4 separate regions of the Homo sapiens genome follow, and all the other regions are linked to region 4. Evidence: chromatin contacts called from ENCODE Hi-C or POLR2A ChIA-PET data. All regions are on one chromosome and are shown on one strand. The core of a region is the stretch at or near the end of the contact, and the rest is flanking DNA. Distances in the headings are between cores, read along the strand shown.

Region 1 (4,519 bases), core at 265-2,764, 190 kb after region 4:
TAATTGCACGTCATTGTTTCATATAGAGACAGAACATATAGTATCCCTGGTTTTGGACCTACAGAAGGAAACACATTTTTCTACCTGCTGTATGCCAGAGGTTCTTGAACACCTGGAGGGATTACTGCAGCACAGATTGCTGAGCCCTACTCCAGAGTTTCTGATTCATCAGGTCCAGGGTGGGGCCGGAGGATGTGTATTTATAAGAAGTTCCCAGGTGCTGCTGGAGCTGCTAGTCCAGAGACTACATTTTTGAGAACTGCTCTCATATACTAACTGTAAGTTGCAGAGCTCTAGAAAAAAAGCTTAGTTTGGTGTGGGATAAGAAGCACACAGGTTATGGAGAAAATCATGAAAGATTCAACCCTTGATCCCAGCCTAGTGTGGATTTCAGGTAACAAGCAATACACAGTGACATAACAAATTCTTGGTTTTCATGACTGCAAGTGATAGCCAAGTATCAAGTGAGAAATTCAGCTTCATTTGCAAGGCTTAGAGAGGCCAGGTGATTCTAGAAAAATGGGCCTTGTAATTCTCTTAAACCAGTAAAGAGCTTTAAGTGGTTATTAAATTGAAAGCTTTGTGTTCTTACTTATTTTGTATTTTATTTTATTTCTTTTGAGATGGAGTCTTGCTCTGTCGCCCAGGCTGGAGTGCAGTGGCGTGAGCTTGGCTCACTGCAACCTCCATCTCCTGGGTTCCAGTGATTCTCCTGCCTCAGCCTCCCAAATAGCTGGGATTACAGGCACCCGCAACCACGCCTGGCTAGTTTTTGTATTTTTAGTAGAGACAGGGTTTCATCATGTTGGCCAGGCTGGTCTCGAACTCCTGACCTCAGGCAATCCACCCACCTCGGCCTCCCAAAGTGATGGCATTACAGGCGTGAGCCACCGCACCCGGCCCAAAAGCTTTGTGTTTTTAAAGATATTAGACATGTTTCTTGTTTTTAAAAGAAATCTTAACAATAATGTAGGAGAATAAGACAAACATTTTTCCAAAAAAGAGAAATTGTTGTGATTATTTTGTCTTATTGGAATGTCGGATACTATAGTCGGCTTCATTAATCATCAAGCATGCTATGGATTTTCCATTTTTATAGGATCTATATCTCAGTTAAGGTAATACTGGTAATTCTTGTACTCCATTTGAAGATGAAAAATATAGGCCAAAATCACAGACTTTGCACAGAAGCTGCATAATGAAGACAGCTCTGGAGGAACACATAGATACACACACACAGACACACATATATATAAAGTATATACACATATATTTTTTAAAGTTTATTTTTTACAGTTTTAAAAGTTTTAAAGCAAAACCCAGCCCTTCCCCTCTCCCAGAGTGGGCGGCCCCTCCCCTTTCTCTGAGTGGGCGGGGACAGCGGTTGCATGGGCAGCTTTCCTTATGATGCCACAGGTCCCTCTGGACATGCTGCGCCTGGCCACGCCTCCTTTCCCTTTCATCTTTCTCACTGACCAATGGGCTTGGAGCATTAAGGCCACGCCCCTATTCTGCGTTCCATTGGTGCCCTGGTTACGCCACCTGTGGCTCAGTTGCACAGCTGCCTGGTAGGTGACTGGAGGCATTGAGCAGTGCTCACTGGTATTTCGCTGATGTGGCCCCAACCCCGCCTCCCTCCCCACCCCGCGATGTCAGAAAAAACACAACAGGGGAAATTGGCCGCAGCCAAGAAAAAGGTAAAACACACCAGGTCATGGCCCCCAACCCAGCCACAGATCCCCTCCGATGACAAGACCTGTGCCAGAGTCCATACCACTCCTGAGGCATACCAGATGGGGCCCCCCAACCCCAGCCCCTCTGGGCTCCCCCAACCAAAGCCTAGTCAGTCAGCCCCACCCCTTCAGCAAGCAGCCCAGTCCCTGCCCTTGCCAATCACCCCAGGGTGACTTTGGGCAGGTGACTCCTGGGGCTCCCTGCTCCATAATCAGCCCTCACCTCCTGCCACCCCAAGCCCAACCTCCCTGGGCTCTTTGGGCTTGCGTCTCCCAGGACCTGGGTCCCCCAGCCCCAGGCCCTGCCCTCACCAGTCATCCCTGGGTGGCTTTGGGCTGGTGACTCCCGGGGCTCCCTACTGCAGACTCTGCCCTCCCCTCCTGCTGCCCCAAGCTCGACCTCCCTAGGCTTCTTGGGCTGGCGTCTCTGAGGACCTGGGTCGAAACCGTGTGTTTCCCTCCCCCATCGTGGAGCAGCGACTCGGGCATCGCGCTGATGTGGTCCCCTCCCCTGGGAGGAGTGGAATGCAATGATGTCACAGTGCCCCTAGGAACTGTCATTACTGCTGCAAGACCAGCCTTTGATCTTACAACCCAGTCCCCTAAGTTTTCTCACCCCATTTCTGGTTCCTCTGGTTGCAGCACAAATTTCCAGCTGGAAGGGGAGTGGAGACTATGGGACCTAGGAGCAAGAGGTTTCAGGCTGCCTTACTCCCTTAACATAGACATTGACAGTGGGAAAAGCCTACACTTCCCCTGTGAGCTCAAAATGTTCACAGTATCTCTGGGTGGCAATGGGAGAATGGGTTTGGTTTGGTTTTTTCCCAGGCTTCTACTTTCCAGAGAGACTTTAACATTTTTTTCTGAGTTCTCCACGGTTCTGGGACCAGACTGCCCTTCAGTCAGTGGCCTCTGAAGTGAGATTTGCTCATCTTCTGTGGAATAGATCTTGGGAAACTGAACTTGACAGCTTGAATCTTCCTCATATCGTCTCAACCTGGGGTACTTTGAGTGCCACAGGATAAATGCGGGACATCTTTCTGAAGCATCATTTTCCCTTGATTCTCTTGAGAAAATGCATTAATGTACTTGGGGATGACAGACACATAGGTTTCCAAGCGTATACCAGACTTTGCTCTGAAATGAGGCTTGGGTTGTCCTCTTTCTGATAAATTCCCAGATTTAATAGAAAAGCTGCCTTCTGCCATGAGGACACATTGATATGAAAGTGTGAGAGGTACTGGTACGCTTCTTCACGCTAGCAGACCTGTGAGGATGTATGACTCTAAACCACACGGCCTACAGTTCCTGCCTGCTTAATGTGTGCTTTTCTACCTCTGCCCCTGGTTTTGGTCCCTGGAAGCTGCTGATTCATGGCAAAACCCCAGAGCGTGGAGTCAGAGGACTGAGTTTAAGTTCCAGTATTGCCTTTTTTGATCTTTCTTTTTTTTTTTTTCTATCCATGATATGAATCCCTCTCAGTCACTGATTGTGACAACACCTTGTACGGTTGTTGGTGGCATTACATCAGATGGTATATAAGGGTATTTTGTCAAAACTGTAAAGGAGGATGTGGCTGTAGGGGCTGATCATTCTCATGAGTGTTACTGCTCTTCTTTCCCACAGTTAAAAGCATATTGGCAGAGGAAGAGCCCTGGCATTCCAGCAGGAGCTAACAGGAAAAAGAAAGTCAATGGCAGTAGCCCTGACACAGCCACTTCTGGTGGTTACCACTCACCTGGGGATGTGAGTCTCGGCGGGCCAGGCTCCTGGGGACAGGGGGCCCAAGGGGCAGTAGAGGGTAATTGTTAAGATTGTAGATGGACTGTTGGGTACTGGTTAAGAATTCTGGATTTGAATCCTGCCTCTCCGTCTGCTAAGAATTGATTAGGGATTGATTAGCATATGATTTAGGGCAAGTTGCTTGAGGTCTTTGGGCCTCTCTTTTCACATCTGTATAATAGAGGTGGTATTTTTTGACTTCCATTTGTGAAGTTTAAATGAGATTCGTTATTGTTGCTTTTATGTGAATCCTTAGTACATGGCCTGCTGCAAACACCCAGGACACTGAGGAAATGGTCGTTGCTGTTTGATTTTCCTCATCCCCAGTCTCAAGGGGAAGCCAGGCCAATGAGAAGAGCCACTTGCCATCAGGCTGTCCCTTTAGGAGTCACTGAAAGGGCCCCAGGGTGGGATGGTGGGGAGATAAGAACCACGAGAGAAGTTGGCACAAAGGAGTTATGGGGAAAAGGGTCCAAGATAGGCAGAAAAGAAGCTTTTGCCAGTTGATGGGGGAAGAAAGGAAGTCAGAGGGCTTAGACAGTGAGGGGGGGACAGAACATCTCCATGTGCACTCTCATCTCTTGCAGTCAGCAACAGGTATCTACGGGGAGGGCCGTGCATCCTCTACTACCCTGCAGGATCTGGAGGTAAGAGGCCCTGGGCCGAGGTGCAGTGACCCTGCAGGCCAGCCCTCCAACCTCCTCCCACAGCAGGGGCTTGTTGCCCCTCTGCCAGCTGAGGCAGCCCACACACCCCCACCAGCCCTAATGATTATTCTCTCTACCCCTCGCCACAATCTTCCTCCAACTCCTTCTCTCTGCATGCACCTCAGAGCCAGTACCAAGAACTAGCAGTGGCCCTGGATTCAAGCTCCGCAATAATCAGTCAACTCACTGAAAACATCAATTCACTGGTAAGAGTCCAGTGGGGTCCCCTGATTACAGCTGGTCAATCCTGGACTCCAGTTTCCTCTTGGGGCCCTGAAGAAAGGGGCTAGGGGCCCC
Region 2 (4,508 bases), core at 641-3,140, 230 kb before region 4:
GTTTTTGCTGCATAACCAAACCCCCTCCCCACCCCCTACAACTTAGTGGCTTAAAATAACAAACATTTATTATTTATTTATTATTATTATTTTTTGAGATGGAGTCTTGCTCTGTCACTCAGGCTGGAGTGTAGTGGCACTATCTCAGCTCACTGCAACCTCCACTTCCCGGGTTCAAGTGATTCTCCTGCCTCGGCCTCCCGAGTAGCTGGGACTACAGGCAAATGCCACCACGCCCAGCTAATTTTTTGTATTTTTAGTAGAGATGAGGTTTCACTGTGTTAGCCAGGATGGTCTCGATCTCCTGACCTAGTGATTCACCTGCCTCAGCCTCCCAAAGTGCTGGGACTATAGGCATGAGCTACCGCGCCCGGCCCTATTATTTCTTGTAATTCTGTGGGCTGGCCAAACAGTTCTATTCTGAACCACCTTGGATAGGGCTGGTTGGTCTAGGATGGCCTCATTTACTGTTGTCGCAGATAGGATAGCCGGGAGGACTTGGGCAGCTGGGGTCTCTCTCCCTGCGGTCTCACATCCTCCAGGAGGCTGGCTTGGGCTTGCTCACGTGGTAGTGGAAGCATCCCCAGCAGCAAGAGGGCTAGCCCCTGTGCACGAGCACTTCCATGCCTCTGCTTGCATCGTTTGTTATTGCCCCATTGACCAAAGCTAGTCACATAGCTAAGCCCAGTTTCAAGGAATAGAGAGAAGGAAGGAAGCTCTGAATGGAAGGAGCAGCAAAGTCATGCTGCAGAGGGAGTGCATACAGGGATGGGAGGAATTTATAGCCAGTTTTGTAATCTACTACTGTGGGATTCGGCATAATGAATTGGAGCCACTTGGCCAGTTTTTAGGGTTGAATTCTTATCTTTTTTTTTCCCCAGAGTTTACAGTGACTGTCAAAGAAACATATTGCTCAGTGACAAACCTTGTGCCAAATACCCAGTATGAATTTTGGGTCACAGCTCACAACAGGGCTGGCCCCAGCCCCTCTAGCGAGCGTGCAGTGTACATGACAGGTAATGGGCTACTCATTTCCTATAGCAGGGCTTTCATTCAAGCGGACACAGGAGTCATGGGTTTCTAGACATGGCAGGGCTCTTGATTTCATTCAGAAGGGTAGGAAGAGCTGTGTACATTTTTTTCTTTTATTTAACACACAAAATCTACATGCCTAGTTTGACAGTGACATTTTTTTTTTTTGAGATGAGTCCCGCCCAGGCTGGAGTGTAGTGGCAAGATCTCTGCTCACTGCAACCTCTGCCGCCTAGGTTCAAGTGATTCTCCTGCCTCACCCTCCCAAGTAGCTGGGATTACAGGTGTCTGCCACCACATCTGATTTTTTTTTTTTTTGTATTTTTAGAAGAGATGGCATTTCGCCATGTTGGCCAGGTTGGTCTCGAACTCCTGACCTCAAGTGATCCACCCGCCTCGGCCTCCCAAAGTGCTGGGATCACAGGCGTGAGCCACTGCACTCAGCCGACAGTGACAGTGACATTTTCTGATGGTTGGTCTCAAAATATAAAAAACTGCTACTCTCGGTCACACTGACATTTAAACCTTGCAAGCATCTTCTATTCCAGGAACATCTGGAAGGGATTCCCTGGTTTGCTTTTTATTGCACTGAATCTCTTTTGTGGGAGGAAGAAGGTGGCTGTGATGTTTGTCCATGGCTCTGAACAAAACAGCTGGAAATGAACACAACAGTTGTTCATCTCTCCCTTTCTCCCACATTTAGCACCTTCTCCCCCCATTATTAAAACCAAAGAGATAAGGAGCTGTGAAGAGGCTGTGCTGATTTGCTGGGAGTCTGGGAACCTGAATCCTGTGGACTCGTACACTGTGGAGCTGACCCAGGCTGAAAGTCCAGAAGCCTCGGGTGTAACTGAGTGAGTCATGAGGGCATTTGCTGGGCACGAGAGCCCTGACACCTGATACAGTGACATGGCTTAGGAAGTATACGGAGTCTGAAGAGAAGGTTGGCATTTTTGATACACAGGAATCTCAATTTTTGGTTGCTTAGTGTTCATGAGAAGTAGCTGGAATGCTATTACTGAAGGTGAATGACAAGTGAATGAATAAGTTGGTTGAACCTCAGGTTTTGTTGTTGTTGTGGTTGTTGTTTTAGCTCAAGTAAGGTTTCCCATTCATTCATTCATTCATTCATTCATTCAACATGCATTGAGTGCCTGGGTGGTGTCAGGTCCTGTGCAAGGCACTGGGAACTAGATGGACAAATTTCCTGCCCTAATGGGGCTGACAGTCTGGTGGGAAAATAGACAAAAGGCAAGAAAACAAACCAATGTGTAAAATATACAGTGCTAGGAAGGAAAAAGAAATGTAATAAAACAGAGAATGGTGGTGGAGGTGAGGATCCACTTTGGATAAAGAAGATGTTTAAACTGAGACCTGAACATATGGGAAAGACTGAGCCCCAAGAACAGCGAATGCAGGGGTGCTTCGGGGGGAGGGGGCTGCATGAACACAGGCCCTGGGGCAGGAGTGAGCTGCTGGAGGAACTAAAAGACCCACCTAGCTAGAATTCAGAGAGGTGAGGGTGAAAGCCATAGGCGAAAACAAAAGAGATTGCAGCTGAATGTACAAAGAATGTTTCATCTATCACAGAAGACTGTCTGGAAGCTCATGTTCACCCCTCATTCTCAGAGAGCTAGAGGGGTTCACAAATTGATAAGGGTTGGACTCAGTGACCACAAGGGCTCGCAGAACCTATGAGTTTACAGCAGCCTATGATGGAGGAAGCATAGGTTTACCTCTGGTTTACAGAAGTTTGTGAAAGGGGATGAACCACCCAGGCAGGCCAGCACCAGCCACCAGGACCAGGGGCTCCCCTGCTGTGGAACACAGGGGTGCACTGACCTGGAGCTGGAGAAATGAAGAGGTGTTGGTGTCAATTGTTAGGGAAGCAGATTCTTCTATGCTAAATGCCAGGCTTGAAACGTGGCCATATGCCACCCATCCATCTGTTCCAGGTGGAATCTGTGTGTCCATGGCCACACAGAGGCTGACTTTGGTAATCCACTCTGGAGATACTCAGGAGTGGGGCAGTGTGTCCAGTGGTTCTGGCCATCCTAATGGTTCAGGTTTCCTTTGCAATTTATGCTGATACTTTAGGAGCACTTGACACCTGGGACCAACTCACAATGATGAGGTCATCAGAGGGCTGGTCAGTAACCTGAGAGATGACCTGAGAGCTGGTGCATATTCTTCCAGTACAAATCCAATCATGGCGACCCATTGCTGAAGAAAAGGCAAAACTCCTTCACAGGCTCTGGCCCCTTCCTGCCTCTCCAGCTCCTCCCACACCAGCTCCCCTCCCTCTCAAGATCCCACCACATTGGTCATGTTTCAGTTCCTCCTACTTTTCATGCTCCTTCCTGCCACAGGGCCTTGGCACATGCTTCTCCTATGTAGGAGACTCCTCTGTCCCTTTTTCATCCAGTTACCTCCTCAGCATTCTTCAGAGCTCTGCTCAAAAGCCATCCTGCCCCCACCATTATACACTACAGCACACTATCAACTTGTCTTGGTTACCATCTTACATTCCTTCCAGTGATTGCCTGAAGAATGCTGCTCTTCCCATCTAGACTGTAAGCTCTATGAGGGCAGGAACTACATTTGTTTTTTCTGAGGGCCTCCCTATACAGTGCCTGGAACCTAAGGAGTTTAGTTAACATTTATTGAATGCATAAGTAAAAGTGCCCCTCTGGCCCAGAGCTGCAGCCTGAAGATAACCTGGACAACTTGGCCTCATCTGGGTGAGGGTGTTGTATTGGTAAATGGGCATCATCCTAAAGACTTCTCTTGCCCACTGGACTGACATGGGGTTGGCAACCGCAGCAATATAGACAGTGGCAATTATGAGCTTATATTTCTGTATAGTACAATTTAAATACATTGGATTATTTCCAATAGGCAGCTGTTAGGGGGTTAACAGCAGTTAACACTTTCAGCTCTAGTCAGAATTGTTTGCTCATAAACATAAATCAAGGACCTTTTTTTTTTTTTTTTTGAGACAGTCTCACTCTGTCGCCCAGGAGTGCAGTGGCGTGATGATCTCGGTTCACTGCAACCTCCAACTCCCAGGTTCAAGCAATTCTCCTGCCTCAGCCTCCTGAGTAGCTGGAATTACAGGCACCTGCCACCACACTCGGTTAATTTTTGCATTTTTAGTAGAGACGGGGTTTCACCATGTTGGCTAGGCTGATCTCGAACTCCTGACCTCAAGTGACCCACCCGCCTCAGCCTCCCAAAGTGCTGGAATTACAGGCATGAGCCATTGCACCTGGCTGAATTGACGGCCTTCTATGGGCCCAGTACTGTACTAAGAATAGCGGTACTCAGCCCCTGACCTCAGAGACATTATGATCCTAACAGACGGACAGAGACACACTGGATTCTACTGCATGCACACTCCATGATGCAGTGTTAACCATATGCCAAGCACAGTGCTGGGTGCCTGGGAAACCAGAATGAGGGACTTGGAGAGGAGA
Region 3 (4,175 bases), core at 483-2,982, 210 kb before region 4:
ACAACAGCAATCATTCCTCTACATAATCTAAAATGTCTTTGAAACATCTGCATAAAGTAGTTCTTAAAAGTTGGTTTCTGTGGGGGCTTCTGAAAGCCCTTCTGGGGGTTAGTGAAGTCAAAACTATTTTCATATGAACAAAAGCTCTTTGGAGTCTTCAATAACTGTTAAGTGGCTCTTGAGACCAACAAGTTTGAAAATTGTTTATATAGGAGCCAGGCACGGTGGCTCACACCTGTAATCCCAGCACTTTGGGAGGCCAAGGTGGGAGGATCACCTGAGGTCAGGAGTTCGAGATCAGCCTGGCCAACATGGTGAGACCCCTGTCTCTACTAAAAATACAAAAATTAGCCGAGCATGGTGGCATGGACCTGTAATCACAGCTACTCGGGAGGCTGAGGCAGGAAAATCGCTTGAACCCAGGAGAGGGAGGCTATTCATGGCTTCCCCACAATGAACATCCGGTTAAATGAGCTCCTCAGTACTTCAGATACCCCCTATGTGATGTGAACAGTTTTTCAGTATTTGCTAATGTATGGTTTTCTGGGCCTCAGGCTCACTTACTTTCTTCACAGGCTTGCCACTTTCCTACAACACATTTCCATTTCATAACATGAGAGAGATGACTGCAATAATGCACAAGACACTTAAGCCACACAAGCACCAAATGTAAGATTACTTAAAACAGCTGAGGTTTGACTGCAGTGCACTCTACAGAATCAGTTTTCTAGGGTGAGCACATAGCTTGCTCAGTGAACCCCAGGCCGCTCTGTGTAAATGTATGTAACAGGCAATGAAAGTTCCTTCTTCACATATTGTTACTACACATCTGTTGCTAAAAGGGAAATGACAGAGCGACGTGACAGACTCATCTCCATCTACAAACTATGGAAGATGTAGATGACTGACACAGTTCTAACTCCTAACACACACGGATTTTGCCTTTCATGGATTTATACTGTATGTAGATGTACATTACCACCCTTTTCACTCCTCCTTGCAACTCCCCGTCAACCTCGTAAAAAAAGACGAATTGTCTAGCAATGCAAAGAAACAGTATGGTGTACAACAAATAATTCCGGGCTAAAAATGAAGAAATCGCGCTTTCACTCTCGGCTCTGTTATTAACAAGCTGTATAACTTTCGGCCTATCTCCCCCATCATGCTTCGGTTTAAGCTAAAAGGAGGGAGATGACCAAGATGGCTTTGCTCTGCTTCTGACACCAAATGACCGCCAGCAGATTCAGGAAGCTTAAGAATTACCAACTCCGTGTGTGTGTGTTCTAAAATTAATGCAACAGGTGTTGCTGCCTCCAGCAGGCGTCACCGATTCAGAATGTCTGGGTTCTCGCAGGCCCTTATGGGACACAGAACAGCACAACCTATGTGAAAACTGTAAACTTTAGTCTGGTGAGTGCATACTTCTCCCTTCCACATTTATACTAACCTCAGCTCCGTGGGCTACGAAGCTCGTTCTTCAAATGAGGTGGAGAAATGTAAGCGCGATGAATGAGGCCCAAGTCGCTGGTGGCGCTGAACCCCCAAAAGATACACACCGCGACAGATGCAACGACCCCTCACCTCTACTCCCGTTCCCAGCCGCATCCTCTGAAACCTGATACGCCTGCCTGCCTACCAGGACGCTGCTGTCACTGGCTCTGCTCGGTGGCCAGAGACAGTACTCACTCCATGCGGCCACCCCTCCAACGTCCCACCTTCCTAGTAAATCCACTCTCTTTCCGGCGGAAAAGCCCTTCTCGTTTCCTGCGCGTGAGAGGAAGTCCCGCCCCACGCACCAGCGTGACATTACTGGAAGCGCCGAGGAGCTTCGCGCAGGCTCAGAATCGCTCAGCTGGTTGACGTTATCCAGGAGAATCGCGTTGGACTCAGGGAAGACCTGCACAGGATCCGGTTGTTGCTGGGTCCGAGGGCTGTAGGGAGTGGAGAAAGGGCCGGGAATCGTTAAGCGGGGTCTGGGAGAACGACTTGCAGATTCACATTTCCTCCGCCCGCGGATGTCCTCCGGGGAATTGAGGCTTCCTTCCTCAGCTGCCCTTGTTTCTCTCTTTGCTCCCGCTGCCCCTTGTTCTATTTCGTTTCTTACTATTTATGTAGTCTCATTGCTTGCGGTTATAATGGCCACCACTTTATTGAGCATTCACTGTACAAGCATCTCGCAGCAGGCGCTCATAAGCGTCTGGCAATTCTTGGCCACTGCTGGAAGCCCAATCATTCTTTTACCATGGAAGGGATTTGAGAGCCTACATAATCCTGTACTCTAATAGCCACATGGTACTCTTGGGGCTAGGAAGATAAAGTAGAAATTGAAATTGCTGTTGTATTAGTTTTCTGAAGCTGCCATAACCAAGTACCTCACACTGGATAGCTTAAAACAACAGATATATTTTCTCGCTTTCTGGAGTCTGGAAGTCAGAAATCAAGATGTCAGTGGGGTCTTGCTTCTTCTGAGACTCTGGATAGAATCCTTCCTGCCTCTTCCTAGCTTCTAGTGGGAGCCAGCAATCATTGGTGTACTTTCGCTTGTAGCTGCATTACTCCATTCTCTTCCTCTGTTATCAAATGGTATACTCCCTGTGTGTCTCTGTCTCTGTGTGTTTTATAAGGACACCAGTCCTGTTAGGTAAAAGGCTCACCTTACTCCAGTATGACCTGATCATGACTAATCACATCTGCAATGACACTCTTTCCAAATAAGGTCACATTTTGAGGTTCCAGGAAGGACATGAATTTTGGGGGCGACACTAACCAACCCAGTACAGCTGTTAAAGTTCTCAAGAAGTAGACAAACGAAGAGTTGACAAATAAATGTAGTACAAGTGGATTCAAATTTAGTTCAGTTTTATCTGAGTGTTCATAGACATTCGGAGTATCCCTTTAAAGGATGGGTAGGGGCCGGGCGTGGTGGCTCACGCCTGTAGTCCCAGCCCCTTGGGAGGCCGAGGTGGGCGGATCAGCTGAGGTCAGGAGTTTGAGCCCAGCCTGGCCAACATGGCGAGACTCCGCCTCTACTAAAAATACAAAAATTAGCCGGGCGTGGTGACAGGTGCCTGTAGTTCCAGCTACTTGGGAGGCTGAGGCAGGAGAATCGCTTGATCACAGGAGGTGGAGGTTGCAGTGAGCTGAGATGGCACCGTTGCACTCCAACCTGGGTGACGAGCGAAAATCCATCTCAAAAAAAAAAAAAATTAGTTACGAAAGATTCTCTCTACTTCTATCTTTTGAAAGAGACTATAGATAATTTGCATAATTTCTTCCTTAAATGTTTCATAGAATTCACCAGTTAGACCATCTGGACCTGGTACTTTCTGTTTCTGAAAGTTATCAATTATTGATTCCATTTAAAAAATAGATATAGGCCTATTCAGATTGTTTCTTCTTGTGTGAGTTTTGCCAGATCGTATCTTTCAAGAAATTGGTCCATTTCATTTAGGCTATCAAATTTATGAGCGTAGAGTTTTTTTCTTGTTTTTGTTTTTGGGCATAGAGTTTTTATCACCCTTTTAATCTTCATGGGATCTGTAGTGATGTTCCCCTCTTTCATTTCTAATATTAGTAATTTATGCCTTCTCAATTGTTTTTATAGTTAGATTACTAGAAGTGTTTTGCTTTTATTGCTCTTTTTCAAGAACAAGCTTTTTGGTTTCAATGATTTTCTCTATTTTCTGTTTTAAATTTCATTGATTTCTGCTCTAATTTTTATTATTTGTTTTCTTCTACTTACTTTGTATTTAATTAACTCTTCTTTTTCTGTTTTCCTAAGGTGAAAGCTAAAATTGATTTTAGATCTTTCATTTTTTCTAATATATGCATTCAATGGTGTTAATTTCCCTCTAATCACTGTTTTAACTGCTTCCCACAAATTTTGATTATATTTTCACTTTCATTTAATTCAAAATATTTTTAAATTTCTCTTGAAATTTCTTCTTTGGCTCATATGTAAATTAGAAGTATATTGTTTAATCTCCAAATATTTTGGGATTTCTAGGTTATTTTTCCATTATTGATTTCTAGTTAAATTCCATTGTTGTCTGAGAGCAGGCATTGTATAATTTCTATTCTCCTAAGTGGGTTAAAGTGTATTTTATGGCCCAAAATGTAGTCTCTCCTAGTGAATGTTCCCTATGAGCTTAAGAAAAATGTGTATTTTGCTGTTG
Region 4 (3,993 bases), core at 1-2,500:
AATCGCTTGAACTTGGGAGGCAGAGGTTGCAGTGAGCCGAGATCGCGCCACTGCACTCCAGCCTGGGCGACAGCAAGACTCCGTCTCAAAAACAAAAACAAAAACAAAAACCCTGATCTTTCACTTCGGGCCTGACAGCAGCTTGACTGGAAGTTTGCTCCCGCAGTTCTGAGATTCTGGCCTTTTCTTTTGTCCCATTGGTACTTTTTGCTGCCAGGGTTTCCTGTCCTTCAGGTTTCCATCCCCAATCAGTTGAGAGTCCGACTGGAGTACCCAAGGTGCGTTGAGGAATGAGGCACAGCCCTGGGCTTAACTCATCCAGCCTGGCCAGCTCAGCCTTCCCCTGTCAGGTGGGAGCCTAGGATTGCTGTCAGCCCAGGGAGCAGAGTTGGAAGAAGGGGGCAGGGCCCTACCTAGGCTGCGGCCCATCGGGGCAGCCTGCGCTGGTGGCTTCGGAAGGCCCTGGTTTGAGGATGGGTGCGGCAGGAACAGCCTGAAGATAGTGGATGGAGAAGGTACCTGAGGTGTTGGGAGCTCTGCTGGTGAGCTGGGCCCTTCACGTCAATGTTAGAGGTTGTTACGTGCTAGGCGCTGTTCAAGCACTGGGAATTAGCTAAACAAAATGACCATTACTGTCATGGAGCTCACCCCTAGTTGAGAAAAATAAGCCGAATCACACGGCAAGTGCTAGGAAATATAAGCAGGGATAGTGAGGGAGTTATTTTACCTAAGTTTGAAGGGAAAGCCCTCTGATAAGGCGACATTTGAGCAAAGGCCCGGAAGAAATGAGATACGTCTCGCCCAGTCGCACCCTGTCTCTACCTGACAAGTCTCCGGCCCGCGGACTGAGTGGGGGACCTGGGCGGCCGCCATCCCCCACTTCCTCATTGTTCCACGGCCCTGGATCGCCTTCTTTTCTCGGTCCTCCCGAGGACCGGATGCTTCTCCTCTCCCTGGCGTGTGTGGAAGAGATGGACGCTACGCTAGAGCACATCGCACGGGCGGTCCCATTAAAAATCAGATGGGGGAGAGAAGCGAGCCCAAGTCAACCGAGGGGAGCGGGGAGCGGAAAGGGAGGAGCCGTCGGGGGCGGGACAGACACCCTGCCCACCGGAGGGGCGCGCCACCGCCGCCCCCGCTCCACTCCGCCAGGGGGCGCTGTGTGGCTCCCGAGTAGGCTCAGAGCGACCGTGGCCGGGCGGAAGCGGCTTTCTGGCCTAAGCTTTAACAGGCTTCGCCTGTGCTTCCTGTTTCCTCTTTTACCAAGGACCCGCCAACATGGTAGGTGTTTTGGCTCGAGGCCGCCATCCTCCACAATCGTCCCCCATCTGCAGCTTCCCGCGGTCCTCAGCCCACAGAGAGGCCCTGGGCCGGGAAGGCGCAGAGCCCTGTCAGGCTGGAGCGCAACGGGCCGGCGGCTTCCGCATTAAGCCCGGCGCCCGGCACTGTTTAGCCGGGCCCTCTCCGGCTCAGCGCAGCCGGCGGTCCCCAACCACACCGGCCGGGGCTCGGCGCCGCACTCTTCCCAGAAGGTTGCGCTGGCTCGTGAGTGATCCTGTCCTCTCCACCCGCAGGGCCGCGTTCGCACCAAAACCGTGAAGAAGGCGGCCCGGGTCATCATAGAAAAGTACTACACGCGCCTGGGCAACGACTTCCACACGAACAAGCGCGTGTGCGAGGAGATCGCCATTATCCCCAGCAAAAAGCTCCGCAACAAGATAGCAGGGTGAGTCGGGCCTTCCTCGGCCTCCGGGGCTCCGCGATCTGTTTGTGTGCTCTGCCGCCCTCCGACTCGGGAAGAGACGGTGCCTTGGTGGTTTCGTTAGCCTGAGACTCCCTGGTGTCCCGGAGAAGGGCTAGAGCTCTGCGTGTGCAGGATTTCTGTTGTGAACTTAGGCCTGTGTCATGACTGGCCGCGGTGACCCTGGGTCGAAGGTAGCCACCGTCAGACCTCTTGCTTTGAAGCTACGTTGCTTTTAGTTGTCAACTTTTTTCTTTCTTTTTTTTCTTTTTTTTTTGAGACGGAATCTTGCCCTGGCGCCCAGGCTAGAGTGCAGTGGCGCCATCTCGGCTCACTGCAACCTCCGTCTCCCGGGTTCAAGCGATTGTCATGCCTCAGCCTTCCCAGTAGCTGGGATTAGAGGCACGTGCTACCACACTCGGCTAATTTTTGTATTTTTAGTAGACAACAGGGTTTCACAATGTTGACCAGGCTGGTCTCGAACACCTGACCTCAAGCGATCCGCCCGCCTCGGCCTCCCAAATTGCTGGGATTACAGGCGTGAGCCACCTCGCCCGGCTGGATGTCAACTTCTAATGCTTACTTCACAGTTGCAGTTACTGTTCGAGAGATTTATAGGCATATGGCCTGGAAGAATAGTGCCAAAGTCAACGTATTAATTGCCAAGTTATGTGAATTTGAAATTGGAAGAAAATGAAGGCTGTGAAGGGTCGTGAAACTGCGGGGCGGGGCGGGGCGAGTTGGGGGTGGGGCGCTTGATCATCATGAAGGAGAGTTTGAATAGAGAGTGAGAAACCAAGGGGAAGGAATGCTCAGGCCAGTGGAGGTTCTATGTGTAGGAGGTCCCAGGATAGTGAGTCCTCTTCCTTCTCACTGTGGAAAAGAACTAAAGCGGGTATTTATATATGCACATGTGCTCAGTACCAGGTGGGAGTTGATTTGTCTTCTCACTGTTCTCTTTGGCTGTGTGTGCTTTGTAGTTATGTCACGCATCTGATGAAGCGAATTCAGAGAGGCCCAGTAAGAGGTATCTCCATCAAGCTGCAGGAGGAGGAGAGAGAAAGGAGAGACAATTATGTTCCTGAGGTAAACTTTCTGGATATTTGGGCTTCTGGCTAATCCTCAAATGATAAAGCTATGGGTTCTTGGCTTCCAAAGGGACCTCAGCTGAATCTGAGACCTTTAATCCATACATTCCATAACCAGCTGTGGGTGCCCATAGGCCCCCTACCAGTTTCTTAGCCTCCATTCTGCTCTTCTGGAACCAGTTAAGTCTATTCCATATTTCATGAGAGCCCTTAATGTTGATTTGATGACTGCTGTCGTGGCTCGATTGTTTGCCCCTAATATAGTATTCTTTGGTGTAAACACAGACTTCAAGTGTTCTGAATACTGAATGAGGGCATGGGAAGGTAAGGCCAGAAGAACAGGTCATCGGGGTCTGTAATACTGTAAGAGACTGCTCACCTTGTGAGAGGAATGCTATCCTTGTGCAGCTCCTCTTCCCCATATTTAAGAACCTGGGGAGAGGAGGAGGAGAGGTGAGTGATAATCTCATTGATTGGTATTTTGACCCTACCTCGTTTCCTTGTAGGTCTCAGCCTTGGATCAGGAGATTATTGAAGTAGATCCTGACACTAAGGAAATGCTGAAGCTTTTGGTAAGTGTTTGCTGGATTCCTAAAGTGGTATTTTCCTGGTCAAAAACCATCAGTAGGTCTTATTATCCAAGGTCACCCAGCTAGTAAGTGGCAGAGTTGGGAATCCCATCTAAACTTGTAGCCACTAAACTGGACTGCTTTCATAAGGGGTGTAGCGGAAGTTGTGTGCATTGAGTTAGTTCGCCACAAGATCATGATTCCCAAATCTAGTGGCTTCCAGGACACCTTTTCTCTCTTGGCTGCTTCTGTTCTTGGTTTTATAGCTGGCTTACGTTGCCCCCTTTGTGTCAGCCCTGGCTGAATCTGCCTGCTTTTCTTCTGTGAAGGCATTCCTTTGGTGTCTCCATGCTAACCACTCAGAAATGAGCTTTGGTCCATTTCCAGGTACATACAAGGCACTACTTAGGTAGTTCACGAGTATCTTCATTGCACTTTGATGTTTTTTCTATGGCTTATCTTAGTCCTTTTGCATACTTGGGTGAAAGCATGGGCTTCATGGGCGGTTGGTGATTTTGAACAACTTCATTTTTCCTATTTTTATGGTCATTAAATGTTTAAGACACTCAAAAAGGTAGTAGCAAAATGAACTCAC

Evidence for each region. Hi-C counts contacts between places; a loop is a spot of excess contacts on that map. ChIA-PET counts read pairs that join two places held with the same protein, here RNA polymerase II (POLR2A). Pooled maps may share reads with other maps.
Region 1: a loop to region 4 is called in a map of GM12878, with 11 times the contacts of the local background. The contact joins the promoter of GOLGA6L10 here to the promoter of RPS17 in region 4. A Hi-C loop is called at or near these places in 1 of 168 maps with a recorded cell type or tissue (GM12878) and 6 of 50 pooled maps. POLR2A ChIA-PET finds 5 or more read pairs at or near these places in 1 of 52 experiments (A673).
Region 2: POLR2A ChIA-PET joins it to region 4 with 12 read pairs in K562. The contact joins the enhancer-like site here to the promoter of RPS17 in region 4. POLR2A ChIA-PET finds 5 or more read pairs at or near these places in 8 of 52 experiments (AG04450, H1, HEK293T and 5 more).
Region 3: a loop to region 4 is called in a map of B cell, with 39 times the contacts of the local background. The contact joins the promoter of SNHG21 here to the promoter of RPS17 in region 4. A Hi-C loop is called at or near these places in 42 of 168 maps with a recorded cell type or tissue (B cell, CD14-positive monocyte, CD4-positive, alpha-beta T cell and 30 more), 27 of 37 single-sample maps with no recorded cell type and 46 of 50 pooled maps. POLR2A ChIA-PET finds 5 or more read pairs at or near these places in 44 of 52 experiments (A549, AG04449, AG04450 and 33 more).

Annotation. Positions count from the first base shown.
Region 1 is chr15:82,346,470-82,350,988 of GRCh38, reverse strand. It overlaps GOLGA6L10 (golgin A6 family like 10), which reads left to right and starts at 1,514. Exons shown (of 9, transcript NM_001164465.3): 1 at 1,514-1,697; 2 at 3,360-3,479; 3 at 4,103-4,162; 4 at 4,348-4,428. The coding sequence starts at 1,614.
Region 2 is chr15:82,766,258-82,770,765 of GRCh38, reverse strand. FSD2 (fibronectin type III and SPRY domain containing 2) reads left to right here. Exons shown (of 13, transcript NM_001007122.4): 8 at 882-1,016; 9 at 1,736-1,886. Among named protein-coding and RNA genes, the nearest start is that of SNHG21, 18 kb to the right of the region's middle. Within about 2 kb of position 1,890, at least 2 of the 41 ENCODE cell types and tissues checked have a DNase peak (open chromatin) inside an H3K27ac peak, as active enhancers do.
Region 3 is chr15:82,748,121-82,752,295 of GRCh38, reverse strand. SNHG21 (small nucleolar RNA host gene 21) reads right to left here and starts at 1,732. Exons shown (of 3, transcript NR_110098.1): 1 at 1,448-1,732. RefSeq lists enhancers at 1,559-1,628, 1,919-2,048.
Region 4 is chr15:82,537,714-82,541,706 of GRCh38, reverse strand. RPS17 (ribosomal protein S17) reads left to right here and starts at 1,250. Exons shown (of 5, transcript NM_001021.6): 1 at 1,250-1,281; 2 at 1,575-1,726; 3 at 2,722-2,827; 4 at 3,336-3,401. The coding sequence starts at 1,279. RefSeq lists an enhancer at 393-894 and silencers at 1,014-1,113, 1,124-1,243.